3 separate regions of the Homo sapiens genome follow, and all the other regions are linked to region 1. Evidence: chromatin loops called from intact Hi-C (ENCODE). Cell type or tissue: dorsolateral prefrontal cortex. All regions are shown on one strand. Links, peaks and the distances in the headings refer to the core of each region. The heading gives the core; the rest is flanking DNA. Region 1 overlaps SYNJ2 (synaptojanin 2). Region 2 overlaps ZDHHC14 (zDHHC palmitoyltransferase 14). Region 3 overlaps SYNJ2 (synaptojanin 2).

Evidence for each region. Peaks named below come from ENCODE experiments on the same cell type or tissue, not always from the same donor. Only the 100,000 strongest peaks of a DNase experiment are listed, where the experiment ranks them.
Region 2: it touches region 1 in a loop (2.4-fold over the local background); 4 of 110 quality-filtered maps call a loop at or near these places.
Region 3: a loop joins it to region 1, with 3.0 times the contacts of the local background. A loop is called at or near these places in 26 of 110 quality-filtered maps.

What each region holds. Positions count from the first base shown.
Region 1 is chr6:158,066,891-158,076,575 of GRCh38, reverse strand. SYNJ2 (synaptojanin 2) reads right to left here. Exons shown (of 27, transcript NM_003898.4): 13 at 7,848-7,929; 14 at 6,903-7,043; 15 at 4,782-4,974; 16 at 1,838-1,996. Among named protein-coding and RNA genes, the nearest start is that of SYNJ2-IT1, 71 kb to the right of the region's middle. RefSeq lists enhancers at 4,286-4,847, 4,848-5,411, 6,395-7,594. In dorsolateral prefrontal cortex, for the core only: CTCF peaks have their summits at 4,031 and 4,232 (motif pointing right); a DNase peak (open chromatin) is centred at 4,245; H3K27ac peaks cover 4,260 bases.
Region 2 is chr6:157,665,560-157,675,244 of GRCh38, reverse strand. It overlaps ZDHHC14 (zDHHC palmitoyltransferase 14), which reads right to left. Exons shown (of 9, transcript NM_024630.3): 9 at 1-2,521. The coding sequence ends at 2,123. Among named protein-coding and RNA genes, the nearest start is that of MIR3692, 140 kb to the right of the region's middle. RefSeq lists enhancers at 4,665-5,270, 5,271-5,878. In dorsolateral prefrontal cortex, for the core only: a CTCF peak has its summit at 5,395; DNase peaks (open chromatin) are centred at 5,158 and 5,414; H3K4me3 peaks cover 576 bases; H3K27ac peaks cover 1,176 bases.
Region 3 is chr6:158,013,090-158,022,774 of GRCh38, reverse strand. SYNJ2 (synaptojanin 2) reads right to left here. Exons shown (of 27, transcript NM_003898.4): 2 at 5,485-5,571. Among named protein-coding and RNA genes, the nearest start is that of SYNJ2-IT1, 17 kb to the right of the region's middle. In dorsolateral prefrontal cortex, for the core only: no CTCF peak of the experiment used is centred there; a DNase peak (open chromatin) is centred at 5,578; H3K4me3 peaks cover 3,490 bases; H3K27ac peaks cover 5,000 bases.

The DNA of each region.
Region 1 (9,685 bases), core at 1,870-6,869:
TGTTATATACAAAAACGAAAACTGAAAAGGCAAGTCCCTATTCTTAAAAAGTAACAGAAGCTCCATTACATTTGAAAATCTATCTGAAACTGGACATATGTGTCTTTTAATTAGCAAAAAAGTGATCCTCAGCTCATCCCACTGAGGGACACACCGCCCTCGTATCTATCTCCCCACCCACTCCAGTGTCTGATCTATCCACTGTCTTCTTGTTGCCCCCCAGGAGACAGTGCAGGGTCCGAGGCACGGGTCAGGGGTGCTCATCTTTACAGTCCCATGCCTGGTGCCATGTCTGGCCCACAACCCCGAGGCCTTCATCTATGTTTGTTGACTAAATGAGCTAAGTACATAGAAGCGCAGAGTGAAAGTCAGCTCTCCTCTCTCTCTCCCCCTGGGGTCTCGCTCTTTTGCTCAGGCTGGAATACAGTGGTGCAATCACGGCTCCCTACAGCTTCAACCTCTGGGGCTCATGTGATCCTCCTGCCTCAGCCTCCCAAGTAGCTGGGACTACAGGCACGCACCATCATGCCTGGCTAATTTTAGTTTTTGTAGAGACAAAGTCTCCCTATGTTTCCCAGGCTGGTCTCAAACTCCTGGGCTTAGGCAATCCTCCCGCCTTACAGTCGTGAGCCCCCATGCACATCCTTCTTTTCTTTGTTTAACTTTGGATTGGCCTTGCTTCCATGGGAAGACCAAGGGACAAACACACCCTCATTCTCTTGGGCATCACTGAGAGGATGTGAGAATGTTGGTAGTAGGAAGACAGGAAAACCTGCTTTAGGAGGTTGGTATGGTCACTCGTCCATGTGGCAACCCTTTAGCACTCCACACACTGGAAGGGGCTCAAGTGGGAAGACACAGTAAACCTCGAAGAACGTCCAAATCTTGCTTCAGGAGAGACCTTATCTGCCCTGTCCTCACACTTTTTTTTTTTTTGAGACGGAGTTTTGCTCGTTGCCCAAGCTGGAGTGCAGTGGTGCGATCTCGGCTCACTGCAACTTCCGCCTCCCAGGTTCAAGCGATTCTCCTGCCTCAGTCTCCTGAGTAGCTGGGATTACAGGCGCCTGCCACCATACCCAGGTAATTTTTGGATTTTTAGTAGAGATGGGGTTTCACCAAGTTGGCCAGGCTGGTCTTGAACTCCTGACCTCAGGTGATCCGCACGCCTCGGCCTCCCAAAGTGTTGGGATTACAGGCAAGAGCCACCGCACCTGGCCCTCACACATTTAACCAGCTTCTTTCTCCACAGCTAAATGGAATTTAAATGTACTCCCCTCATCTCAGCTCATCCTGCTAGGAAGCAAACAGGCACTAAAATAACAGTATTAGAAGGAGGAGAAGGTTGACCGGGCATGGTGGCTCATGCCTGTAATCCCAGCACTTTGGGAGGCTGAGGCGCACAGATCACCTGAGGCCAGGAGTTCGAGACCAGCCTGGCCAACATGGTGAAAACCCGTCTCTACTAAAAATACAAAAATTAGCCAGGTGTGGCGGCACACGCCTGTAATCGCAGCTACTCGGGAGGCTGAGGCACAAGAATTGCTTGAACCCAGGAAGGTGGAGGTTGCAGTGAGCCAAGATAGTGCCACTGCACTCCAACCTGGGTGACTGAACAAGACTCTGCCTCAGGAAAAAAAAAAAAAAAAAAAAAAGGACAGGAAGTGTGTATGAACAGCCACTCCTGTACTGTAACCTCACAAGCCCACCTATTTTCTACAATGTTGGAAACAGTGAAATCCACTCACGGAACTGAATTTGCTGCACCAGCCTCTACATCTCACAGATGTCATTCCATCTTGGAGCAGCTGCTAAAAAATGTTTTTAAAGCACAACTTACTTTTCCACTTGATTTCTGTAGCTGTAGTTGATCAAATTCCAGAAGTTTCTTCCAGTCTTGGCGTTTAACAAAATAGAAGACTTCTTCATAAGTAAGATCAATGCGGTAGTTGAAATCGCCACACCAAAATACATAATCATGAGAAAAAACATTTCTCCCCTAAGTTGAAAAGAAAATCATAATCATTCAGCCCATCTTGCAAGGAAGGTGGGAGAGAGGAGAAAAACAAGCTCACTGGGGCAAGCAGGAGTATTTTTCTCAAAATGCTACTTAGAAAAAAGAAAGTTTTCTACTAGAGCATCTTGTTTTTCACTCATCCCATAAAACTATGGAGGAATTTTTACATGGCTTACTTTTTAATTTTAAATAATAGTGTTTCTGAGTGGTTTGAAGAAAGCTCCTACCCTAAACGGAGGAGAGCAACATGGCCAGCATTTCCTCCATGGATCCCCGTCCTGAAGATCAGATGCACCCTTACTTTGGAGTGTCTACTCCTAGGAAGCAGCACCCAGCATTCAGCGTTAGGAGAATGAGGTTTCAAAAGAGCAGCAGAAATGCTCAGGATGTGCACCTTCATGTAACTTCCTGAGCTTTTTCAGGTGACCCTTCTCCATCTCTCTCTAGCTCCTCCTTCCCATCCTGCCCAGTCCTAGGAGCCCACGGCCCCAGCTCAGCCCCGGAGAGCTCCTGGGGTCCTTGCCTTCCCTGTCTCTTCCCCAGGAATGGGGAAGACAATGACAGCAGCTGCTGTGGATCAACTGTCCGCAAGGGCTGGGCTCTGTTCCAGGTGCACAAAGCAGATACCACCAGCTCTCTCTTAGATTAAAAAAAAAAAAACAAAGTTCAGAAACAAAGGCACTTGCTGAAGGTTACACAGCTAGTGCATGATACAGATGGGATTTCAGCTCCCATCTGCCTAGCTCCAAAATCAGCTTCTCTTCTCCTATAATATGAGGCATTTCCACTCCCCCCATGACAATAATCTGGACAGAAGATTAAACAGGTCCCAACCAAATAAAATGAGCGTCTAGATAACACTGTCAGACAGAACTTTCTGCAGCACCGAAATGTTCTCTGTGCCATCTGATGCAGGAGCCACTGGCCACATGGATACTGATCATTCTCACTGTGGCCAGGGAAAGCAAGGAATTTTAAATGTTATTTAATTTTAATTAATTTGAATTTAAATAGCTACTTATGGCCAGTGACTACGGTATCAGACAATACCAGTGTAGAATGTTGGCCAGGCACCATGGCTCACACCTGTAATCCCAGCACTTTGGGAGGCTGAGGCAGGCGGATCACTTGATGTCAGGAGTTCGAGACCAGCTGGGCCAACATGGCGAAACCCCATCTCTACTAAAAATACAAAAACTAGTTGGGCCTGGTGGTGCACGCCTGTAATCCCAATTACTCAGGAGGCTGAGCCAGGAGAATTGCTTGAACCTGGGAGGTGGAGTTTGCAGTGAGCCAAGATCATGTCACTGCACTCCAGCCTGGGTGGCAGAGTGAGACTGTCTCAAAAAACAAAAACAAAAAAGAAGTGTAGAATGTTAATAGGTCCCTCAATATTTTTATGGTAGAAAAGAACTACATTATAAATCCTTTAATTACTTATTATGTATCCCAAGTTTACTATGTCAAAGTAGCACTTTTTTTTTTTTTTTTTTAGACAGAGTCTCGCTCTGTTGCCGAGGCTGGAGTGTAGTGGTGCGATCTCAGCTCACTGCAACCTCTGCCTCCTGGGTTGCGATTCTCCTGTCTCAGCCTCCTGAGTAGCTGGGATTACAGGTGCACGCCACCACGCCTGGCTAATTTTTTTTGTATTTTCAGTAGAGGTGGGGTTTCACCACGTTGGCCAGGCTGGTCTCGAACTCCTGACCTCAGGTGATCTGCCCGCCTCGGCCTCCCAAAGTGCTGGGATTACAGGTGTGAGCCACTGTGCCTGGCCCCAAAGTAGCTATTTTTAAGTGAGAAGGGTTAGACTTTTTTTTTTTTTTTAAACTGCATTACACACAATTGAAAATTTCCCAACTCGTTTGTTTCTTTTTTAACATAAGAAATAAACAACACCAACAGGAATTATGGCACTTCTTAATGAAAACTAAGGAAATTTTGCCTTGAGTGCTCGTGCAGCCCAGTAAAATGGGACGTCAGTTTTAAGGATCTGTTCTCACAGGGAAGAGCTCTGTGACCCAACCCACCACCTCTCAGACAGTGGAAGATTTTGCAGCAAGAACAGCTGAAGTCTATCCTCACTTCGGGAAAGAGGTGGCCTCGTGTGCACCACACGCTGAAGCTGTGCCCGGGTAGCATCTTTGCACAGGAAGGAGAACATTAACGTCTAGATTTGAAAAGAAAATCCTCCAGTTTCAGAATGAAACCCTCCGGACCGCCACGAGAGGGCAGTGTGCGGTTCGCTATTGCAGCTTCGAGGACAGGCAGGATCTGGGCTCCTTGGTCAAGAACCGTGTTCCCAGTCAAAAAGGGTCCATTGGTCAAAAGGGTGTGCTTATCTGAGCCACCACAGAAAGTACATGTGAAGACTGTGAATCTCAGGAAGGTGGAGTCTTAGGCTGTGTGGATTCAAATGCTCTTCACCACTTGGACAGGACAGACCACGGACATGGTTTTCTTCCCTAAACCATCACTTGAATTAGAAAATCAGAAAATGCACACATACAAATCCAGTGGCCATGCAGACACTCAGGAATTGTACAGCAACGGGAAATGCTGCAAAGCTGGCCCCCTCCAGGCACGTGGCTAACCCTGCCCCAGGTCAATTCCATGGAGGGACATAGCCCTCTCCCCCTCCCCCAGCGCTGAGCCCTCCAGGAAGGGGCCCTCCCTGTGGTTGTGTCCCCAGTGCCTGGCTCCTATCAACAGTCACATTTGGGACTGAGCTGAGCAGGGAGGTGCTGGCTGTCCCCACGGCGCCGCTCACCATTGGGAAGCAGAGTTTCTGGGTGATCTCCTTGTAGTCTTCATTCCGCTCCTTCACCTGGGACTGCCCGGCCGTCAGGTGACTACATATGAAGCAGAAGCTGGTGCTGTGGAACTGGAAGCGGATGCCGACGGCGCCCTTGTTCCCCGCCTTGCCCCCCATGCCCGTCTTCACTGTGTCGATGGCTACGTCCCTGGAACAGAAGGATACGCGCATGCCGTCGGCTCCTGAAGGAGAAGTGTGACCCTGCTTTGCCACAGAGAAGGGCCCAGCAGCAGCTCGGGACCTGCTGCTCTGAGTGCTCCAAAATCATCAGCTCAACACAGTGGCCACCGTGGCCGTCATCGACTCCTGGTCAGGAGGCCGCCTCCCTCCTGCTGCCCACCGCTGCCTGGACATCTCCCCCACACCCCAACTGGGAAGTGCTCACTTGAGCACCCCATGAAGCCGAAGACAGGGCAATGCCTGCATCCGCCCAGGTTCTCACTGCCACCAGGAGCGGCGCAAACATCACCACCCACCAGCCCACCCCACTCCTGTGCAGCCATCACGCCATGCATGGGAGGTGTCATCTGGGCAATCAACACATTTTTAAATTATTATTGTTATTTTGAGACAGAGTCTCGCTCTGTCACCCTGGCTGGAGTGCAGCAGCGTGATCTCAGCTCACTGCAACTGTGGCCTCCCAGGTTCAAGCAATTCTCCTGCCTCAGCCTCCTGAGTAGCTGGGATTACAGGTACCCACCATCACGCCCGGCTAATTTTTGTATTTTTAGTAGAGGCAGGGTTTCACCATGTTGGCCAGGCTGGTCTCAAACTCCTCACCTCAAGTGATCTGCCTGCCTTGGCCTCCCAAAGTGCTGGGATTACAGGCGTGAGACACCGTGCCCAGCAATCAATGCACTTTAAGAGCTAGGAAACGGGCAGCTGTTTATGCTGGGCTGGGTAGATGGTCTCAAAAGGACTTTTATGCAATGCCAGAGCCTGCTTGCATTCAAATGCCCACTTATGACGCATACGAGTCCATAGAAACATGGGCTGCAAGCACATTTGTTAACATTTCCACAGCCATGCCACAGACTGAGGCCTGCTGGTGCATCTGCTCGCTGGCAGACAAGGTTGGGGGGATGACTGATGGAAGGGGTGTAGGCGGAAGCAGCTCAGGGCTAAAGGCACGTGAAGCCGAGGACACCGAGCCTGGGAAACCTGGCTCTCCTCAGCTCTGAGCCCTTTCTCAAATGCTTTACCTCTCACCCTCACCCCGCCCTTGCCTTTAACCTTTACTAACCTTCACCTGCTAACCTAGGACACTGCCAAGCTGCCCAAATAACACAAGCAGAGGGACAGGGACCTAAACATCTTCTGAAAGTCAGAGAAGAGGATTATGGGCAGCATAGTCTTAGTCTCCAGGTGCTGCAGGGGTGTACCCGTGGTGCTCTTGGCAGGCACAGGCCCTTCCCGGGACCCAGGGGCTCAGTGGGGAGGTCAGTTCAACGCCTGCTGCCAGCTCGCCGAAAGGCTGGTGGAAATTCAAAAGCCATGGGTAGGCCCAGGTGGTAAGATGAGGCCAACCACAAGCTGGGGAAAAGATGAGTTCCTCCAGCATCCAAACACCCACACCCACACCCCAAGAGGAATGCCGCCCCTAAGCTCGCCCCCTTTCTGATGCTCACAAAGCATGCACCTTGGAGAAATGACAATGAGGTCACAGTTGTAGAGGCCCACACGTTCTACTTAGAATTCTTTTAAAAAGGGACAAAAGAGTTGGCATTTCCCAGTGAGTTACTCAGCTCTTGGTCAGAGGTTTCCTGTCTATAAGATTCCAACAAGGAACCCTTTTCCTTGCACGGAATTGAGCTTGGGCGATGACAATCATGTAACACCCTTTCTAAGAGTTCAGCTTCCTGAGTTAGACATTTCCCATGGTGGCTTTTTAATCGCTAGACAATATTCTATTCAGCCCAGTTTTTCCTAGGGGGTTTTGCTACATTTATCTAAAATAATGGTAAGTCCCGATTCCTGTTACAGAAGGGGATGGGGGAGGAGGGGGAAGTCAAAGAACAAAACACAAAGACTAACAACCCCTTGTTCCCCAGATGTGTGTAAACAGAATGTTCTTACCTGATGAACGGGACATGGTATGGACGTACAAAGATATAAAGACAGACGCCCACCAGCTGTGCCGAAGTCAACAGAATGTATCTATGAGAGCGTGAGATGGCTTTCTGAAGCTGTTCACCCCACATCTTCTTGTTGGTAGTACTGGAAGAGAAAAGGAAAGGATGCTGTTTACAGGTAGCTGGAAGTACATCTATCTCCCACCTACCAAATGCTCCAGCCCAAGCCTATTCTGTTTGCAGAACTGATTTCACGCTGCCCGCACCCCAATATTAGTGTCATGCTTTCCTTCTTCTACTGGAGGATCTGCGTGTTTTTGGCTATGCCTCACACATCACAGCAGCCCTCCCTTGACCCCTGAAACCCAACCCAGGACCTTCTCATAGCAGCCCCACAGAGTCAGTCTTATTTATTTGTTCAGAAAGTTCCTTAAAATAAAGCCAGGCCAGTTCAGCAGGGGGTGGGGGGAGCGCCCAGTTGACTTCATATCAAATAAAAATCCAGTGGTTTTGATTTTTTCCTTTGCCCTGGTGTGCAGGAAGAAAGTACCTCTTCCCGGCACTCACACTTTCTCACCTCTCCCCAGGAAACATGAGTCAACTACTCTCCCAGTCCCAGCCCCGCCCTTCCCCTGCACCCCAGGTCCACACATGCCAGCTCCCTCTGGCAGCATAAATTAGCCTCAACAAGTGGCCGAGGCCAGAGCACTGCAAAGAAAACACAGCAATCATCAGCCCTTCCTTTTACTTCCTAAGTGGCAGGGAAAGAACGGGGTGGTGCATGTGTGAGCATAGAGAAGGAGCCAGGTGAGAGATCCCCACACAGCCAGGGCCACAGCTTAGCTGGCTCAGAAGCAGGCTGGCTCCCGGAGAGCCTCAGAGGCTCTGCTCCCAGCCAGGCACCTGACTCAGGAAGTCCCTGCCTGGCCCCGCACACCTGGCCCCTTACCTGGCATTGACAATATTCCCTGCGCTCAATTCCACCATCTCTTCAAACCCCACAGCAAATATGTCAGCTGGGCTGCTGTCATCTGGGGAGCAAGGCAAGAGATGACAGAAGTCAGAACCGCCAAGTCCCGCATTACGAGTTCATGGGGCTCCCCAGTGCCCTCTCCCGAGTCATGCTGTCCACTGCCTGAGTCCAACTCCAGGTGGCTACCATTGCTGCTGGGAACTGCCCCAGTGGAATCTGCTTCAGAAATGCCTGGCTTAAATGCAGCAGTGAGCCCAGAGGGGCCCTCCGTCCATTCTGTTCCCTTTGAACAGGGGAGGTCAGAATTTAATATAACCTTGTAGCCATTGACTGAATCTGTCCAGTCACGACCTCTGACACCCAGGCTCCTGAGCCACCAAGCCCAGTCATGGCTCCAGCTGCTGCAGAAAGTGAGAGGCCCACCTCCCCAGGGTCCAGCTAGGAGGACATGGCCTCTGTCAGCGAGAGGCCAGGCAGGCTGTCCACTTCCTTCTCTGTTGACCACAATGGGCAACCTGGAACCTCTAGTTTCCCTGACTTAAAGCTTTTTTTTTTTTTTTTTTTAAATAAAACAATCCCCGTCCCTCTGTCTGATCTGCTTGGCAATAGTAACCACAGCACTCCTTTCCTTCTCTGGAACCTGGTGTATCTCTAGTGGGACTGCTGGGGAGCCTGCTAGTGTCTACCCCAAAAAAATCCCCTGCAAAATACCAGCCAGCTTGCTAAAAACATGCACACCTTCCTGCAGGGAAAAGAAGAGGAGTCACTTTCGTGGGGACTGGAGGGACGGCTCTTGAGCCACGGCTGTGCTAAGCACTCTCCGCGTTGATGGGCCTGCTCCGGAGGGCATCCTGAATGGCTTCTGGAGGCACCACAAGCAGCAACCCAGGCTACCACCGACACAGAGAGCCCCAGTGGCTCTGAATGGTGGACTCTGCCACCTGCCCTTGGAGGCAGAAAGGAGGGCACAGATGGCGTGTGCACAGGAAGGGATGGGGCTCTGGGTACTACCCAGGCAGCTGTGGGGCATGAATGTACACATGGGCCACTGCATGTCAGCTAGACCACAGGTCACTCACCAACAGGCAAAAACCTGAACCACAAGTTCCTGAGTCCAAGGAAGCAAAACAAAAAACAAACAAACAAAAAAACCAAGGCCCGAGTCAACGATGACTGGACAAGAATCATTTATTCTTCAGATCCTAAGTTCTGGGGCCATTCAATAGTGTATCTTACAAGATAAAAGGTGAGGTGTCAACATTTGGAATTATTTTATTCCTAAATAGCACATGAATTATTTTGTGACTACTTAAAGCAGATTAATAGAGTTGGTTTGGGGAGAGGCAGGGATGAGCTGTTCTTGGTCAATATCAACACTGAAGGCAGGGCCAGGCGCGGTGGCGCATGCCTGTAATCCCAGCACTTTGGGAGGCTGTGGCAGAGGGATCCCCTGAGGTCAGGAGTTCGAGACCAGCCTGGCCAACATGGCAAAACCCCATCTCTACTAAAAATACAAAAATTAGCTGGGCGTGGTGGTGGGCGCCTGTAATCCCAGCTACTCGAGAGGCTGAGGCAGGATAACTGCTTGAACCTTGGAGATGGAGGTTGCAGTGAGCCGAGATTGCGTCACTACACTCTAGCCTGGGTGACAAGAGTGAAACTTGTCTCAAAAAAACAAACAACAACAAAACAAAACAAAAAACAAAAACAAAACACCGAAGACAGGCTTGGCTCCCAACCTCACAGTTACATGGCCCTAGAAGCCACACCTTCCGACTGGTGACGAAAAGATTCTACTGATGAAAGCCTAAGAC
Region 2 (9,685 bases), core at 2,463-7,462, 400 kb after region 1:
GATCTTGCTTTCCAGGGGAATGAGCTGAGAATGGACTGGGCCACACGTGGGACCGGAGTGAGGGCTAAGCCGGATTCGCGGTCACCCATGGAGCACCGTTCTCATCAGGGCCAACTCCTTCCTGGGGCCTCTGGGGAGCAGGTGGAAGAAAGCAAGGAGCAGAGACGGTTTGGGAAGTTGTGGAAGCTCCTTTGTGGGGCTGTCACTTTGGGCTCACAGGTAGCGTGGACAAGGAGAATCCCTGTGAGTTGGTGCCTGTGAGCGTGTGCGGTTGTGTAAGGAGGGCACTGCCCCATGAATTACACATTGCAGGTGGGTACAAGTAGTTAGGTGGTTCAGAAAATCAAAAATGGCTACATAGAATGGACCTATTCCATTTTCTATACGTGCATGCAGCATGACAATAAAGATGGCTCGAAGACATCACAGTGCAAGAACTCTGCAGGCCCTTTCAGCATGAATTATTTTGTGACCTGTGAATTGCCTTCATTCCAAATAAAACTTGTGTGCTTTTCTTTTTCCTATCTTCTTTTCTTTTATATAAAATGGCAACTCTTTCTCAGGAGTAATAGCCTTTTTCCATAAATGCAAATCACTTGGGTTACTTGTATCATTGGTCAATGTGTCTTGTCTTTCATATGGTTATAAGGAGCAAGGCCATGGCTTTGAACTTGAGTAGCTTTAGCTGTTAGATTTATGGTCTGGAAAGAAGCCAGGAGAGGAGTTGCTGTGTCCCCTGTGGCTGCCCCCATAGTGACACACTCCCTAAGTCCAGAGCCAGTTCGTTCCCTTCTAGGTGACCAATGAAAGTGAACAAAGTGGTCATTTTCTTAATTTCATTCTGATCAGTGTCTAGGAAGGATGATGACCTACATGATCTCAGCTTAGACTGTAAGCCGATTTCTCCTCCTCATTTTCTGATACCTTTACTAGGACCTCAAGTTGCACTTCTGGGATTGAGTGACACGTTAACACAGAAGGAAGCCCAGAAGACGCCCGACAGAACCTTCTCCCTGAGCGTCCCCTCCCCTCTCCCTACTTCCGATCAACTGTTGCACGGCAAACTGCAAACGTAGAGCAAATTCCACTAAGATGGTGTCAAAAAGAGATAATTAAAGAAAATAAATGATGGAAAACTTGCCTCTTATCTAAGAAATTATTCTATAAATATCTCCCAGTTCAAAGATTTGACTTTTGGTTGTCTGGGGACCATTCCTCGCTAGGGACATTTCAAGAAAAACTCTCCCCATCTGGATGACTTTGTTTTCATTTATGCTATTAAGGATAACCGTACGCAGATCCAAAATAACAGAGGACGTCATTTTATTGGCTGTCCACGGGAAGTTTCATCACACACGGAGGTGAAGACTGTGGGGGTTGTGGCACACAATATCTCAACACGAGACCTCATCGAGCGGCCAAACAGAAGGTGAAGTGACACCCGACACGACGGAACCCCAGCCGCCCTCTGCAGCCCCGGTGCCACCTCTCCACAGACGCCTCAGCCCAGTAAGCTGAGTGATGACACTGTCCATTAGTCTCAGTTCGTTGCACTGTCTTCCAACAAAACAGCACTTGAAAATTCACAAAATTAAAAAAAGAAAAAGAAAGCAGCACTTCCTTGGAAATAGCAACACCACTGTAACACAGACGGCAGCGTGGCATGCAGATCCACACCTGGTCGGTTTTTTCCCTTTAGGATTTTTTTTTTTTTTAATTAACAAATGGAATGGCAGGTCTGTTTCAAATATTAGTAGCATAACACATAAGTGCAATTGCAGTCTGGCCACAAGCGTCAGAAGCCTTCCGTGTGTCTGTCACAAGGGCGGGCAGACACACTCCGATTCCACCCCTGGAGGGTCACCAAAAGAAAGCAGCCACTTCTCTATTTCCATTGTTGTCAAAGCACTCAGGTTGGGGAAGAAAATTCAAATGAAACCAAGCTCTCAGCATCCGGGGCCAGCCACCCTGTGCCATCCTAAGTGGTCTCTGTACCCCAGACCTGGGGCTGTCATCTCCACCGTGGCATTGGCTGGGAAAGTCGCTGTGGGACACACCCCTCCGCTCACTCCTGCTGCCCATGGAGGAGCCTCTGGTGTCCCCCGGCCTGGGGCCATGTGGGTCACACGGAGCTGAGCTTCACCAGGCCGCGCACAGAGTCCTCATGCAGGGAGTCCTGGCTGGCCAGGCCCAGCACGTGCATGGTGCGGCTGTGCGCCAGGGGGCTGCCCGCCGCCAGTAGCCTGGGGGGCGAGGGCGCCTCATCGGGCGTCAGGAACTGGTGGCCCATGTGCTCATCTTTCCGGGGCATCACGTCCGCGAGCGTGGCCTCGGCGAGGTTGGGCATGGAGGCGGGCGGTGTGGGCGGGCCCAGTGTGAGGCTGGCGCAGGGCGTGCCCAGGCCAGGCTTCCCGGGCAGGTGCAGCTCGTCGCTGGTGAGGCTGGGCTCGCTCTGCAGCAGGGGCGTGGCTGCAGCCTGCAAAACGAATTTGGTGCTCTGAATGCACTGGTCTTGGTCGCACTGGAGAGCGGGAGGCGCCAGCAAAGAGAAGGTGGAGAGGAGGGGGCAGAGGTGGGGAGGGACAGGGATGGGGACAGGGCACGGGCGGGGAGGGTGGGGTGCGAGAAGAGAGAAACCGTTAGTGACACCTCAGTCAGCCAGGCAGGGAGCGCCTACAGTGGTCCAGGTGCATTGGGAGAGACACCCAGCGCCTGGTGCTGCAATTGCCTCTGCTCAAATGAAGTCACCACGGGTGCCCAGTCATAACATGCAGCCACTGGTTATGAAGCCAGTGGTCTTGGTTCCCAATTTAAAGGACATAATTAAAAAAATCTCTTGGACAGAGTCACAGGCCATCTACAGCAGTGGGTGGCTGTTTCTTGTATGCTGAAAACCATTTTTTAAACCACATTGTTTTAAAAATACAGGAGTTGTACACCCATGTTCATAGCAATGTTATTGATAGTAAGTCAAAAGTCAAAAGTGACTCAAGTGTCCACTGATGGATGACAGCAGGGACAAGGTGCGGTGTAGACACACAGTGTTACTGATTCAGCCTTAAAAAGGAAGTGCATTCGGACACATCCACGAGATGGGTGGACCTTGAGGAAAGCATGCTAAGTGAAACAAGCCAGTCACAAAAAGACGAATAACTGTGTGATTCCACTCAAACAAGGTCCCTGGAGGGTCATGTTCTTAGAGAGAAGGAAGAATGGTGGCTGCTGGGGCGGGAGGAAGAGGGAGCTGGTGTTTAAGGCATGCAGAGTTCCAGCCATGGAAGATGAAGAAGCCCTGGAGATGGGTGGTAGTGGTGGTTGCAGAACAACATCAACGGACTTAATACTACTGAACTTATACTTACAAATGGTTAAAGTGGCAAATATTATGCCATGTCTATTTTACCACCAAAAAAAGAAAAGACTGTTTGGTAAAAGCCTAGAATTCCCCACTGCTAAATTTCCAACAGCTTCAAGAGCCATTCCCGAAGCCTCTGTGGTCTGAGAATGCCCACGTTTGAGAAGACGTTTCCTATTCTTCCACGCGTTCTTAAGTCACATGATATCTGCCTCGTGTCCTCTGTTTCCCTTCGCTCACTGGGCAAAGAAGATAGTGTAAGCACATTTCCAGGCTATGCGACAGGCACCCCTGATAGCTCCGCAAACCCTCTCCTTGAACTATGGGCAAGTTTCAGAACAGCTAGAAGAGACTTAACAGGACTTATAAATCTTCAACTTGAGCCTGTGCGGTACCTTCTCAGTGAGATTCAGGAGCAGTGTTTTGATGGGAAGGAGGAACAGACATGGATATTAGGTGAGCAAATCGGGACTCTGTGCTCAAGCTATAAAGTGGCTGCTCCACTTCACTTCTGCAGGAGTTCTTAGAATGAGCCTGTTCCCCTCTTCACAAATGAAGACCCTGGGGCACAGATGGGTTGGACAGCTCGATCAAGACCTTACAGATGAAAGTAAGGGATGGATCTAGGATTTGGAGCTGGGGTAGACCTCTTTCCACTATTCCACATTGGACACAGCAGATGCTTAATAAATGTTATTTGGCTTATTATCTCCTCCTCTTTATCAGAAGGCTAGAGTTACTGAAGAACCACTCACCAATGGCTTTGTGATTTAGGTGCTCCGACCTCTTCCTGATAAGAGACTCGCACAGAGCTGCCATTGCTCATACCCCTGCAGCCACAGAGCGGTGCAGAGCCAACATGCACAACGCAGCCTTGAGGGGAGGGAGGAAGTTCACCCAAAGCTGCTGATCCTAAGGCACTTATTTCATGCAGTGCACACTTCCTTCCCAGCCTCATGGGTTTCTTTCTAAAATCACAAGTAGTAGGCCACCCTGAGCCACCCTCCAGCCTAGAAGAGAAGGTTGAGGGGCTGCAGTCTTCAAGAATCTGCAGGCTTTAGATGCTCAAAGATTAGGTCCTAGGCAAGAGTAAAGTTCATAGTGGAGCTATGAAGAGGGCAAGCAAGTCTCACGAAGATCCTTGCTTTTCTGTGGCTTTAGCCTGGACAGTGCAATTGCAAAACACTGAGAAGCTGGGGAAGGCTTGGGAAAGAAAGGTGCCAAAGTGCGGGGGAGGGGAGGGGAGTAGGGTTATTTGGAGGAAAGGAAAGGCCATTAGAAACTACTTGGAAGGCGGCCGGGCACAGTGGCTCATGCCTATAATCCCAGCACTTTGGGGGGCTAAGGCAGGCAGGATCACCTGAGCTCAGGAGTTCGAGACCAGCTTGGGCAACATGGCAAAACCTCATCTCTACAAAAAATACAAAAATTAGCTGGGCATGGTGGCACACAAATGTAATCCCAGCTTCTCAGGAGGCTGAGGTAGGAGAATCATTTGAGCCCAGAAGGCAGAGGTTCCAGTGAGCTGAGATCACGCCACTGTACTCCAGCCTGGGCGACAGAGCAAGACCTTGTCTCTAAATAAATAAATAAATAAAAAGTACTTGGAAGGGGCTGACTGTGAAGCGTTAACAATCCTTTCCACTCATCACCACAATCATTTGTGCCACGGCGGTGCTTCTCCAAGCTGTCAGGTGGGCAACAGAGTAGCTTTCTCTGCTCTTGCAGGGAATTTCAGCTCAGGGTGCAGGTCCCTTCCGGTGGGGGCTACTGAGCAGGCTGCAGACAGCTGTGGCCTGTGTAGGCTGCGGGCGCTCTCCCATGCTGTCAGCTCTGCTCAGGACATGGGCTCAGTCTTGACAGGGCAGAGGCAGAGGCAGAGCAGCCTCATTGATTAAACATTCGTCTTCTGGAAACTATACCAGGGTTTGGACGGACTGTGCTTTGCAAAGAATGTTTTATGAACATCACCGTTTCGTATTCTTACTGACAGAGGCAGCTGAGCCGCAGCGGCACTCCCATTTCCTGTAACTCCGCACAGCCTCCAGCAGGCCGGGCCTGGGAATGAGCCCAGGGCGGAGCTGCCGCTTCAGAGAGCTCAGCTGGCAAGCCAGCGCCCTTGCTGGACCAAGGCATCTTGTTTTCAAGCTTCCCCTCTGGAGCCCTCACTCATCCTAATGCTTTCTGTCCACACAATACCCCCTGGCTCTAAGGAACAAGGAAATGGCAAATTAGATTTGCTTGTCTCTGTTGACCTGAAGAAAGCCTTCTCTACTGAAGACTAATTGGCAAATTCTGTTTTAGGGTTCAGCCCAAGTACTTCTGACTGACTCTCACAGACTCACAGAAAAATATGTTCGAGGGTGGAGCTGGAGGAGACAGTCAAGGTCACACAGTAGGAGCCTGAGGGCAGAGGCGGGCTCCTCTCCTTCCAACCCTCTCTGTCTCTTTCACCTTCCCTGTGGGAAGAGGTGGGCTCGCCTCAACCCTCTGTTTCTTTCAACTTTCCTCTCTGGGGAGAGGTGGGCTCTCCTCCACTCTCTGTCTTCCCCCCCCACCACCCCTCTCTTGTGCATTCTTCTACTTTGCACTACTCCATCAGCTGCTGGCCCTTTTCCTCTCCCCTGATCACCTCTCTGCCACCTAAGCCTGCAAAGAGCTCCTGCACACCCACGAGAACCTTCTCGGATAAGGTGGCTGTCGGCAGTGGTCGGTTAAGCTCCTGAGAGACTGTGTTCCCTGTTGGGGTTGATGCAGAGTTGGGTGCACCTTCGGAGACTTCCATTTGCAAACATCCCTTTGCTAACTTAAAGATAACAGCCCTAGAGGTGGCTTTACTGGGAAGCTAATGATGCTTCAGGCTCCTTTACTTACACAGCCTCTTTCCAAGGCCTCGTTCTCTGCATATTGTTTGTTTTTTCTTAAAGGAGGTCTCCCATGGCATGGTTCAGACCACTCCAAACCTGGCCCACTCCAGCACATACCTACTGGTGCTTTGCCATGCTGTACCTACGACTTGTTAAGAACTGTAGCAAACACTGTGTGGGCCTCACTGGCCAGGACCTTGTTGGAAATGCTCTTGAGTTTGTCAAGGGTGAAGCTTAAGGACTTGAAGAAGGTGTGAAATAATATTTGTGAAAGAAGAAGTTTAGCCTAAGCCATTTAATTTTTGTTTTGTTTTGTTTTTTTTGAGATGGAGTCTCACTCTGTCACCCAGGCTGGAGTGCAGTGGCACGATCTTGGCTCACTGCAGCCTCTGCCTCCTGGGTTCAAACAATTCTCCTACCTCAGCCTCCTGAGTAGCTGGGACTACAGGCACGCACCACCATGCCTGGCTAATTTTTGTATTTTTTTTTTTTTTTTTTTTAGTGGAGATGGGGGTTTTACTGTGTTGGCCAGGCTGGTCTCAAACTCCTGACCTCAAGTGATCTGCCTTCCTCGGCCTCCCAAAGTGCTGGGATTACAGGTCTGAGCCACCGTGCCTAGCCCGTAAGCCATTTAATTTAAAAAATCTATATAGAAGTCACTCAGAAATGTTTTCCAAATGACTCTTTGGAACCCTGACTTATCTGATGATAAGCACCTCTTCTACACAGATTTGTTTAAACATCTTAAAAGATGACTGTCTATCTAAGTCTAGCTATGGGTGTTTCCCCTGATAGAGGGACTGCTTTTGTAGTAATAATGAACCTACTCTCTGTGCCCTCCCCAGCTTTCCTGCTGGGATGACAGCAGGGGGCAGGGGCACTGGCATCAGGCACCTAAGTATCTAAGTCCTGCGTGTAGTTCACAGCTTTGAAAACACTTTGCCACATTCAAACTGATTTCCATTTAGAAGGCAAATCTCAGTTGGGGCACACGGGGACCAGGCTCTGTTCTGCAGGGTGTCACCCATCTAAATCTCCTGTTGGCTCAGAAGAGAGCACTGGCGTGGACAGAGCAGAGTTTTGTCAGATTCCAACCAAGGGTAGTGCAATGACTCTACTGACTGGAATTTACAATTCTCATTAAACGCTCTCAAAACGTCGCCTGTTTTGAACATATGCTTCTTAGAAAAAACTTAGATATCAAATGACTCAGGGATACCTGATTTTTTTAAAAGAGCTTTTCCTAATTTTCCACTCTGCCAGAATTCCAAGGGCGATGGGTTCATAAACCTTCATGGCTGTGATTCTCATTTGAGAAAGTCATGGGGGAAAATGGCCAGTATTTTCAGGGTTACTGTGGAGATGGCCATGACAAATATTCTTACACTTCCCTTTTTTTTTTTTTAAACCTTTGCTTCTAATTCTTATTTGCCCATTTCTTGTTGACTTTTCTACTTAACTTTCTTGCTCTCTGGACTCACCAACTCTCTTCCCCTCTATCCTTCTTCCCCATTGATTTCTCTCCCACTTCTCCTTTTTCCGTCTTCTCTTTTTCTTCTTTGTTTCTTCCTTTCTACCTCTCTCTTTTTTACTTTGAACCCTTTTCCCTCCGCTACCCAGCCTTCCTGGCTTTTCATTTGAGGACCCTTTTACCTTCCACCAGTAGAGGGAGACATCACCGCTCGCTTTTTCTCTCTTACAATTTGGTGGCTGTGCATACATCCCGGCTAACACCAAGAAGCCGTTGGTTATGTTTGAATTGATCTAACCAGTTATATAATCCTAAGGAAAAACAGCTGACCACTTAGATATCTGACAGTGATAGTCCATCTACTCTGAACAGAAAACTGAGATACTCATGTTTTTATTCCAAAACAACCTTTTAAAAGTTCATATGTATCAAATATTAGGTTGAATCATATGACATTACCAATTTTTAAGGTCAAAAATTGGCCGAATGCTGGATACTAATAGAATAGAATTTTGATTTCTTGTAAGAGTGTCTATGAAAAGACCTTTCTGCTGGCAGCATAAAAATCCCACTGTCTGGAGTGCTGGAGCTTTTGCTGTCATTGCAGTAAGTCACTGTGACAGCTGATTTACTGCCCAAATGAAGTGTCGGCATGTAACTTGCAAAGAAGTTTATGGCTTCAGATGTCTGGAAGTCATACACATTAGCACTTAATGTTACAATTTAAAAATGCCATAGAGATCATTCCTGTTTCTGCAGATTCTCAAATAAAATTGCTCATGTAGGAATACATTTTATTTTACCCTAGCTGACGTCTTGTCTGAAAAAACCGAGTGTACAGATGCTACTAAAAGCAAAACTAGGAGCTTTCTAGATGGTCTGTGTACAAATTAAGAATGAGTGAAATTATTTATTTCTTTTGCTCCAATTCTGTCAAAAGCATTAGAGTTACGCATCATGTATTTCTGCTTGGCTGTGAAGCTCTGTTCTGGGGTCTTATGAATGCTTATTAACAGTTACAGAAACACCACAGTCTTCTAAAGTCCACCTAAAATGCAGGTGCAGGTTGGAAGGAGAGCTTTTTTGTATTCTTTTATTTAACATTATCATTTACGTTTGCCTAAGTTATTTTTTTTCCTACTACATTTGATTTTTCAGATTACATGGAGAGTTCTTCTGCAATACTAGCTTAATAAATCATGCAACTGCTGGTTTAATCTTGTTTTGATACTGGATTGGGGTATTTAAAATGTTAGGTTAAGTAAATACAGTAAATGATTTTCTAAAAACAAAATTGTAGCAATTATGTACCATGTTACTATCTTTGCATTTAGCATGCGATCCCAAAGGACCTTTGTAGCAACAAGTGCCAGATATAAGCATAAATGATGACACCAATGCTATACAAAAGTTAAATTATTTGACAATCAAATGAAGTGTGTACACTAAAAAGTGGATCATAACTGGATGTCGTGAGTATGTCATGCATATACATTGTTCTAGATAGAACTTCAATGTTAGCTCATAATAAAAGCCAATAATGAGGGAAGCAGCAATAATGAAAATGTGGTCCTCAGCTGGCTCTGGGTTATCTGCACATACTTCCAGTATGGGTCCTTGAAATTTCATAGGAGTTCAGATGGCAAGAGACACCTGTGGTCACACCCATCACATTATTGCTTTAGATGTCACATTGTTGCTTCCCTAACATTTTCTTCCTTGAGAATTTATAGTAGAGAGAAAATTTCATAGGCACTGAATAACCACCCCCATCCCCCACTTGTGAGAGAGGATACACTAACACTGAATTTTCCCATTTTTGAGATAATAAATAAGACCTCATTAGGTACTTTGATGCCAGCTTTCTATCAATATTTATCTAATTTTTTGACCTGCAATATCAGGGTGCTTATCTAGACGTAAAATTATAAAGCATTTATCTCTAATTTCTAAAGTATTGCATATTTCCTTAGGAGCACGTCTTCTATCATT
Region 3 (9,685 bases), core at 2,681-7,680, 55 kb after region 1:
CCAAGAAGCTAACTAGGCTTGCGGGGTTCTTGGCAGTCCTCAGCTGAGGGAGAGACCAGGGCCCTGAAACCATCAAGGATCTCATAGCAAGTGGAAAAACAAAACTCAGAAGAGTGGGGCTCCAGGCTCTGCACACCTCCAGTGGCCTGTGTGGCCTCAGGCAAGGCTCTTACCCTCTCTGGGCCTCCCAGGAGGATGCGCCAATAGTCTCAATGTCCCCTCCAGGTAAAGGGCTTTGGTTCCAGGGCTCTGGCCAAAGCAAAGCCATGCATGGGTCAGAGGGAGCTGCCAGAGTGAGGTGGAGGGAGGCAAGAGCCAGTGGCAGGTCCTAGGCAATTTGTTATCAGGCCAGGAAAGCTGGCTGTTGGAGTCATGATACGTGGCTTGCAGACCCAAGGCCCCGTTTACCGGGACCACCCCAGGCCTCCCACAAGGCTCTGGGCTGGCATTTCCTTGTGTTGTCTCAGCTCTGAGTTCACCTTCCCAGCCTGGTCTGTGCCAATCCCAACCCTGGGGTCCCTCCAGCCATCCTATCTGTCCCTCTGCTCACACAGACACCCTCAGACTTAAAGCTCCAAACAAAGGACTAAAGATGTCTAGGCTTTCCCACCTGTGAAGGGGGAAGCTTCGGCCAGATGACCCTTGAGCCTCCCCCGCCACCCGCAGGTTCAGAACCCTAAGCACTGTGTGCCCATGCGGCATGGTCTCAGGGCCTTCTCCCGCCTCCCTTCTGCAGAACATGAGGGAGGTGTAGGCAGCGGCGGCCACAGCAGTGAACACCCGCAGTGAGCACCCCTGGTGCAGATCCTTCCTCAGCTCCACGCTGGGAACCTGAAATCAGCCCTGGCCCGTGAATTTACACCTTGGAAACTGGCAAATGCTGCATCATCTCAGAGCTTCCCCCTCAGGGAGCTGGGTGTCAACTCTCTTGGTAATATCCCACCACTGGGCACAGGAATTAAATTAATCTAAGACCGACAAAGGCCAGTTCGCTTCAAGACTTGCTAGAGAACACTGCATCCCAAAAGACTAAGGGTTCAAACTCCCCTCCAGGGAATCCTCCTTCTGAAGTGACTGCCCATGAAACCAGCCCTCTGCTAGCCTGTGCAGAGGAGCCCCCCACCAGGAGTCCACACCCCGAGGCCACACAGCCTGGCCTTCCAGCTCACACCTCGTCCTCAGCCCTCTGCAGGCCAGGTCCCTCTCACTCAGCACCCTCCTCCCTCCAGCCCTCCCAGGGACAGAGGAGAGACAGCAGAGCTTCTCAGTGGTGGCAGCGTCCCCAGGCCACACTCTAAGAAACTGCCTGTGGCCAGCCCGCCTGGTGTTGGAGGAGCACTCCACACTCTTCATGGCTACCATGTGCATGGCCCATGTGGACCTCCTGAGAACTAGGCAACATAGAGATGAGGCAGTTTTCCCAGGTTTACAGACAGGAAAACAGTCCTACAGAGATTAAATGCAGTTCAGCTGTGAAGTGGGAACTAGAATCTAGGAGGGCTGTCTGCTAGAGAATTTATAGGGCTGTCGTGTACAGCTTCACAGGTTGCGTACTGCACAACTCCAGGAGACACAATTCATTATAGTCTGGGATAGGAGTAGAGTCCCTTGAGGCTATAAAACAGGTAGGCCTTGAGAGCTTGGGTTCAAGAGAATTTAAATTGCTATAATCATTGGGATAAGTTCTTTTTTCTGCTACATTCTCACTTAATATGCTTTGTATTGTGTAAACTTCAGGAAGCCTGACTCCCTGGCTAATCACGGGAGCTCCAACCCCTTCCTGCTGGCATTTCAGGAAGGAAAGGGGAACTTTGGGCTTTCTACAAAAACCTTGGAACCTGGAAAAAGGCTTTTATGAATTTTTGTGCATATTTCTCGATTTCTAATGTAAAAGGCTAATTTAGGTAGATTGAAATTTTTCCCAAACTAAGGGAAAACTTGTCCCAAATTAAGAGCCTGTGGGGAAGCCTCTTTCTTTGCGCAGAGATGCTTAGCTAAAAACATTGAAAGGGAGGCCCACTCCTGACTCAGCTGGTTGTCTTCGTGGCAACTGAAAGTTGGAGTCACACAGCTAGGGTCACATACATGGAGTCACACAGCTGAAGTCACGCAGCTGGAGTCAGGCAACAGTGGAGTTAGCCACGCAGTGAAATCAGTCACACAACTGGAGTCACACAGGTGGGGTCACACGGTTGAAGTCAGTCATATAGTTGGAGTCATACAGGTGGAGTCAGTCACACAGAGTCAGTACACAGTTGGAGTCACACAGGTGGGGTCACACAGTTGAGGTCAGTCATACAGATGGAGTCACAGTTGGAGTCACACAGTTAGAGTCAGTCATACAATTGGAGTCACACAGGTGGGGTCACACGGTTGAAGTCAATCATATAGTTGGAGTCATACAGGTGGAGTTAGTCACACAGTTGGAGTCAGTCACATAGTTAGAGTCAGTCCACAGTTGGAGTCACACAGGTGGGGGTCACACAGTCGGAGTCACGCAGGTGGGGGTCACACAGTCAGAGTCACGCAGGTGGGGGTCACACAGTCAGAGTCACGCAGGTGGGGGTCACACAGTCAGAGTCACACAGGTGGGGGTCACACAATTGGAGTCATACAGATGGAGTCACAGTTGGAGTCACGCAGAGTCACACAGGTGGAGTTAGTCACACAATTGGAGTCAGTTACACAGTTGTAGTTGGTCACACGACTGGAGTCACACAGGTGGAGTCAGTCACACAGGTGGGGTCACACAGTTGTAGCTACACTCCGTGCTGCCCAACATGCTCAACAGCTGAAAACACAAAAGAAAATAGATCACAGTTCTGGGTCAGGGACTTACAGGGGAAAAAGAAAATCAAGTTAAAGTCAAACGCCCCTTAAGATAACCAATGGGGACTGAAAAAACTTGATTTAAAGCCCAATCCTTCCATCCTTCAGATGCTCAGGGTGCTTTCCAGAATGTGTTGAAAACAGACCAAATTATCCTGACATCGCCAAAGTCAAACTCATACACACCACACTCAGAGAAACTCCAACCCACTCCGGGGGGTGACTCTCACAGGTGGGCAGGGGTTGGGGGCACCCAAAGCCTCGGAGCAGGGCTGGTCTCGCATGGTCCACAAGAAGCCTCATTCCCTTCTGTGGGGTGTGGGGTGGCGGGGACTGGCTGAAGGCAGGGAGGAGGCCTCGCCTAGGGCAGCCCTGGGAGGTGGTCTCCTCTCTGAGCACTCCCTGCCCCATTAGACCCTGCTGACCCCCGCAGACACCCTGGCTCGCTCTAATAAGACATCTTTGGGGCTGCCACCCTTCCTGGTTAGGACCAATTTCCCACAGCTGATCTTAGATCACAGCCCTGGGAAAAAACACTTTTCCCCTGGGATGGGGGAAGGTACTGCACTTCCTGTCCCCCTTGTGAGCCCAGCCACCTGTCCCTTTCAGAAAGGAGAACAGCCTGGTGGTTGAAGGCAGTCCCTGGTGCCGCAAGGCATGAGTTTAAAACCCAGGGCACCACTTGAGAATGGCGTGACCTTGAGCCGGTTACTGTAATTCGTCGAATCCCAGTCCCTGTCGGATGCAAAATGAGTCATTCATGTAAGGACCAAAAGCAGCTGCCAACTATAACTGAAGGAAGCCAAGACTGTGAGGCATCCTGGGGGCCCAGATACTACCATGTGGAAAAAAGGGCATCAGCATGGATGGAACGCGGCATCCCTGCCACACCTGCAAGGCAGGGTGACAACAGCACAGGTGGCCTCGGGAGCCGTGTTAACAAGTTCCTAAGTGAGTCCCATGCAGGTGCAGGCCACCATCCTCACGGTCATCACCATGGAAGGCAAGGGCCACAGGGATTTCCTGCAACTTCAGGAAGATCGCTGCAGAGCGGAAAGTCCTGCAGAAAACCCTCGGCAGCCCGCACATTTCCACAGAAAAAGCAAGCGTTTGGAGGCGCTTCAAACCCCAACTAAGTTTCTGACCTAAGGCAAGTTACTTGAAGCTTCTGAGCCTGTTCCCGTTACTGTAAACGGGGACAAAGATGCATTATCACGGTAGCCTATTTTTAGGATTAAATAAGTGAATGTACGGCTAGCTCTTGGCACGAAACAGACATTTCATAAATGCACTTTGTCATGTGGGTACTGTGTATTTTTCCTAAATGCTATTTGGAAATGATCACTGTAATCGTCACAGTTCAGGGAAAAACATTCCATGACAGAAAACACCCAGAAAAGGAATGGCCAACGTAACCGTGCTTTTCTGGCAGCTTTAAACATCCTCAGTCTCTGAAAACAGCTGCTGTGAGCAGGGAAGGGAGGTGTGCGCTTGGCTCAGGGAAAGCCCGAATTCAGACAACCCATACAGCCATTCCCATCTCAGCCAGGTGGGACTGAGAATCAGGAATGCGACTGGGCTCTTGTCTCGGCCCCAGAAGTCACAAGAGATGTCCACAGCCAGGTCACAGATGGCAAGGGGGCCCCTGAGAGAGAAGGAAGGAAACAGGTGGTAGAACCTAAAGCCCCAGGGCTCCTGAGCTCCAGGAACAGCTGAGTTTGGCTGTGACCACCCACGACAGCCGGCCACCACCGGCTCACCCCCGAGTCTCTCAGAGTGAGCAGAGATGCCCACGTCTTCCTGGAAGTTCTCTCCCTTCGCAAGTCAGATCACACTGTCCCTTCCTCTCCCTCCCACCCCACACTGACTGACAGTCACACATCGGTGGCTTTTTTCTCCTGCTGACAACTCCCAGCCCACCCCTGTGCCCCCGGGCATCTGCCCTGGTCCCTGTCTTCACCCACCCGCCTTGGCACATCTTCTAGAGTACTGCGGACAATGCCCTGGGCAGAAGCCCCAGACCAGACTTTCGAAACACTTAGGCCCTCGCCGGCAAGCAATGAAGACGAGCTTCTCTGGCACAGGGTGGGGGTGCCGGGAACCCCACCCTGCTCCCCAGCACAGGCAGGTGACAACCAGGCAACACTCACCTTGACCTCCCCACCTGCAGGTTCCTGCAGGAGGAGCAGGTCCCGAGGCATAAAGAAACATCTTAAAAGAGAAGAGAGGTCGGCCAGGCACGGCGGCTCATGGCTGTAATCCCAGCACTTTGGGAGGCTGAGGCAGGTGGACCACCTGAGGTCGGAGTTTCAGACCAGCCTGACCAACATGGAAAAACCCCGTCTCTACTAAAAATACAAAAAATTAGTTGGGCATGGTGGCGCATGCCTGTAGTCCCAGCTATTCAGGAGGCTGAGGCAGGAGAATTGCTTGAACCCAGGAGGCAGAGGTTGTGGTGAGCCGAGATCGCGCCATTGCACTGCAGCCTGGGCAACAAGAGCAAAACTCTATCTCGGAGAAAAAAAAAAAAAAAAAAAAAAGAAGAGAGAGAGAAGAGCGGTCAAACAGAATGCCTGCACTGAGGCCCCTTCCGACACAGAGGCTCCTGCCCACCGGGGAGCCTGGCGCCTGCTCCTCCAGCGAGCGGCTACTCACCAGATTTCAGCCTCAGCTCCCCCAGGCAGCCGTACGCGTCCGTGAGCTTGCCATACTGTCCTTTAATGACTTCCTTTTCTTCTGGAGCTGGGGAAGAAACACATCACAGAAGGCATCAGCGAGCGTCTCCTGCTCATTCCTGTTCATTCACACCCGGCTTGCCAAGCTGGCTTCCCACCCACTCCAAAAAGAAAACACAAAGACAATAGCTCGGCCCACAAACACCAAGTGTGGAGGTTTTATGATTCGCGAATCACAGAGCTGCAAGGATTCAGACCTTCCCACCAACAGCTTGCTCTCTGGAAGTGCTGACAGCTTCCTGGGGGCTGGAGGAGCTGGGGTCCTGGGGTTCTGGCGTCCAGCTGGGGGCAGGCACCTGGGGCCTGGCCCTATTACTCTACCTTGCTGTCCCTGTCCACGGGTATCATCCACTAGAGGCTACATCCTGGAGATGCCCACTCACTCCAAGGCACCTGTGGAGGTGGTAACTTGGGGAGACTGGGCAGAGGTGCCTGAGTACCTCTGAGTGCCCAGGGCCTGGGTCCAACCCATCCCAAGGAAAGCTGCGTGCCTTGCCTGCCGGGTCTTTGGCAGTGATTGTCCATGCTCAAGCCAAGGCATGTACTAGTTTTAATGCAAAACTGACAGAGGGAAGAACCATTAGGCGCAGGGAGCCCTAATGGTTAGGGAGAGCCCTAACCTCTCCAATGATGCCACAGGCCCTTCTGGTGACGACGGGGCAGGCCTTTAGACCCCTTCTCAGAATAATGTTTTAAGTGCACAGAACAAAATACAAAGATAGATGAACCTTGAAAACATTATGCTACATGAAAAAAGCCAGTCACAAAAGACCTCAGAAAGATTCCATTTTGGCCGGGCACAGTGGCTTACTTTGTAACCTGTAACCCCAGCACTTTGGGAGGCGAAGGCAGGCGGATCACCTGAGGTCAGAAGTTCGAGACCAGCCTGGGCAACGTGGCGGAACCCTATCTCTACTAAAAATACAAAAATTAGCTGGGCGTGGTGGCACACGCCTGTAATCCCAGCTACTCGGGAGGCTGAGGCAGGGGGATGGCTTGAACCCAGGAGGTGGAGGTTGCAGTGAGCCGAAATTACGCCACTGCACTCCAGCCTGGGTGACAGAGTGAGACTCTGTCTCAAAAACAAGATTCCATTTCTATGAAACGTCCAGAACAGGCACATTTCTAGAGACAGAAAGTAGATGTTGTGGTTGCCAGGGGCTGAGAGTGGGGAAAGGGGGAATGTAGATAATTGCTAATGAGTACGAAGCTTCTTTTAAGGGGGACAAAAATATTCTAAAATTAGATTATGGTGATGGTGGTGGTGATGGTTGTACAATCCTGAAAATATATTTTAGAAACATGGAGTTGTACACTTTAATGAGTTGTATGGTACAGAAATTATATCTCAATAAAGCTGTTATAAAAATCAAGAAAATAAATATGATCACAAATACCAATCTTATTGAAATCTAGTTATCAAAATTTTTAAAAAATGTTATAGTATAGCAATATATGTGCCTTATCAGCATATTAAATCGCAAAATCCAGTGGGGTCTATTAACCACCTTAATTTAAAACTAGTAATGGGAACAAATGCTACTTCAAGATATCTGAAACAACACTAATGTGATGTGGAGACATCTGTAATTGCAATTGGTGACAGGGTCAGAGATACGGCTAACCCACATTGGTGACAGAGTCACAGACATAGCTAACATACTGGTTTTGTTGCCTGCCTTCCTAATTAGAGGAAATGCTGCATTTCAGGTAGGATTTATACAAATAAAGATGGACTTTTCTCCCCACCCAAGAAAACTAATCCTCAAATCCTATGCACAGAGCCCTTAAGGAGCTTTGGGCCCCAGAAGAACCCTTGGGCTGGATGGAACCATTTCTACATCATCATGGAGGTAAGAAAAGGGGCAGCTGGTTCCCTCTCTACCTCATTGTCTTAAGCAGCCGAAAAGGATTCTTAGGCTGCCTCGACTCCCACAGTTAAGGAATTTCAACCAGGAACTAAGATCCCAAAGTGAAATGTTAGAAAGGAGAAAATGACAGAAAACATCAGCCCCTCATACCAAGCCCTCAGAGCAGATGGACTGTGAACTGACTTTCATCACTTCCTGCTGTCTCTAAAGATGTTGACTCAGAGAGGCAAGTGTAGAAAGCTTGGATGAACATTTGAAGCAGGTGAACCTTGTTTTAGCTGACACACATCCCAACACCCCAACTCAAAAGATCCACCATGCCATGTTTTCCAGGACACATTTGATTTCCTGGTTCCTCTCAACCATCCCCATCCCCCTCAAAGGCACTTGTCCTCATCAGACCACAAGTCCCAACTGGGATTGGAAATATAGTCAGACAGTCCCATCCTCCCCTCTGAAGCTCTTCCTACCCTCAGCCCCCCAGGAGTGGGTGCTGGCAGCCCTAGAGCTGCCTCGCTCAGGAACCAGCATGGACTGGCTGCTCCTGCCTCATGCTCCTCTAGCGAGCACAGGAGGACAGAAGGCAGGCACCAGGGCCTCACAACATGACCTGCTACCACCCACCAATCAGATGGCTCTGTCCAGGCTGGTTCTCGGGACATAGCTGGTGGGGCAGAGAGTCGGGACAGACCGTAAGACCAGAGACCTCCCTTCCTCCATTTCTCTAGGCAGGACTGATGGTAAGATGTGATTTAAAGAGCAGGACTGATTACCAGCGTAGCTGGAGAGGCCAACAACTTGAAAATACACCCAATTCCCATTATTCACAGTAGCTATGTTCCATAGAGTTACCAGCAGATACTGAAGCAAGCAGCACTCCTAAAGGAAATGCAGAGTTAGGTTCCTGAAAGCCTCAGGTTGCAACATTTTTGTCAATCAATCAATACTAACCTTGTTTTATGTGTTTTTCTATTTAAAAGACACCTTACTGAATAAACAGATGGTCCTCAACTTACAATGGGGTCATGTCCTGATAAACCCAGGATAGGTTGAAAATATCCTAAGTTGACAATGCATTCAATACACCTAACCTACCAAACACCATAGAGGTATGTCTCAGCTTGCCTTCCACCTATCCAGAACACATGTTAGCCTACAGCTGGGCGAAATCATGAAATACAAAGCCTACTTTCTGAAAGAGTGTTGAATATCTTATGAAATGTATAGACTATTGAACAGAAAGTGAAAAACAGAATGGTCCCATGGGTATTTGAAAGATGGTTTCTACTGAATGCATATCACTTTCACACCGTTGTTAAGTTGAAAAATCATACTGGAAGGAACCATCGTAAGTCAGGAATCATCTGTACAGTGTTGATTCGTTAACACTCAACCAGTGGCACTAGAACACAAACCTGAATACAGTTTATCAAACACACATATTTTCCCCATAAGGCACATCACTGCCTTCTTGCACTTGGAAACACTAGACAGCACTTTCAAACAGTGAAACCACGAAGAAAAAGCACAAAACATGGAAAACATGGCACTAAACAAATCATGAAAACCACACTCGTTTACACCAAGAGGCTGAAACAAGATGGCAGAGCATCCTTTTCAGCTGGGAAAAGGCTCATCGGGTAACACATTTTTGCCACTCTGCTGGTGTCTATGAGTTCTGATCTTGGGGTGACAAACAAATTTTAGAGAGCAGATGAATTTACAAATATGGAATCCACAAATAATGAGGATCCACTGAACATGGTTTAAGGACCTGGCAAACAGCGAGGAGACTTACTAGGAAAACAGCCATTCATCAGCCTTAATGTGAATTAATCTGTACAAGGGCTCTTCACCTGGGGTGACAGAGGAAGCCCCTGGCAGCCATTGGAGCTTCAAGGGGTAGCTCCTGGGGGAATCTGTATACAAAATTGTTCTCAAAATTGTATGCAATTTTTTTTTTGACAGTCTCGCTGTGTTGCCCAGGCTGGAGTACAATGGTGCAATCTCAGCTCACTGTAACCTCCACCTCCTGGGTTCAAGCTATTCTTCCACCTCAGCCACTCAAGCAGCTGGGATTACAGGCATGCGCCACCATACCCAGCTATTTTTTGTAGTTTTAGTAGGGACGGCATTTCGCCATGTTGCCAGGCTGGTCTTGAACTCCCGACCTCAAGTGATCTGCCCGTCTCGGCCTTCCAAAGTGCTGAGATTACAGGCATGAGCCACTGTGCCTGGCCAAAATTTATG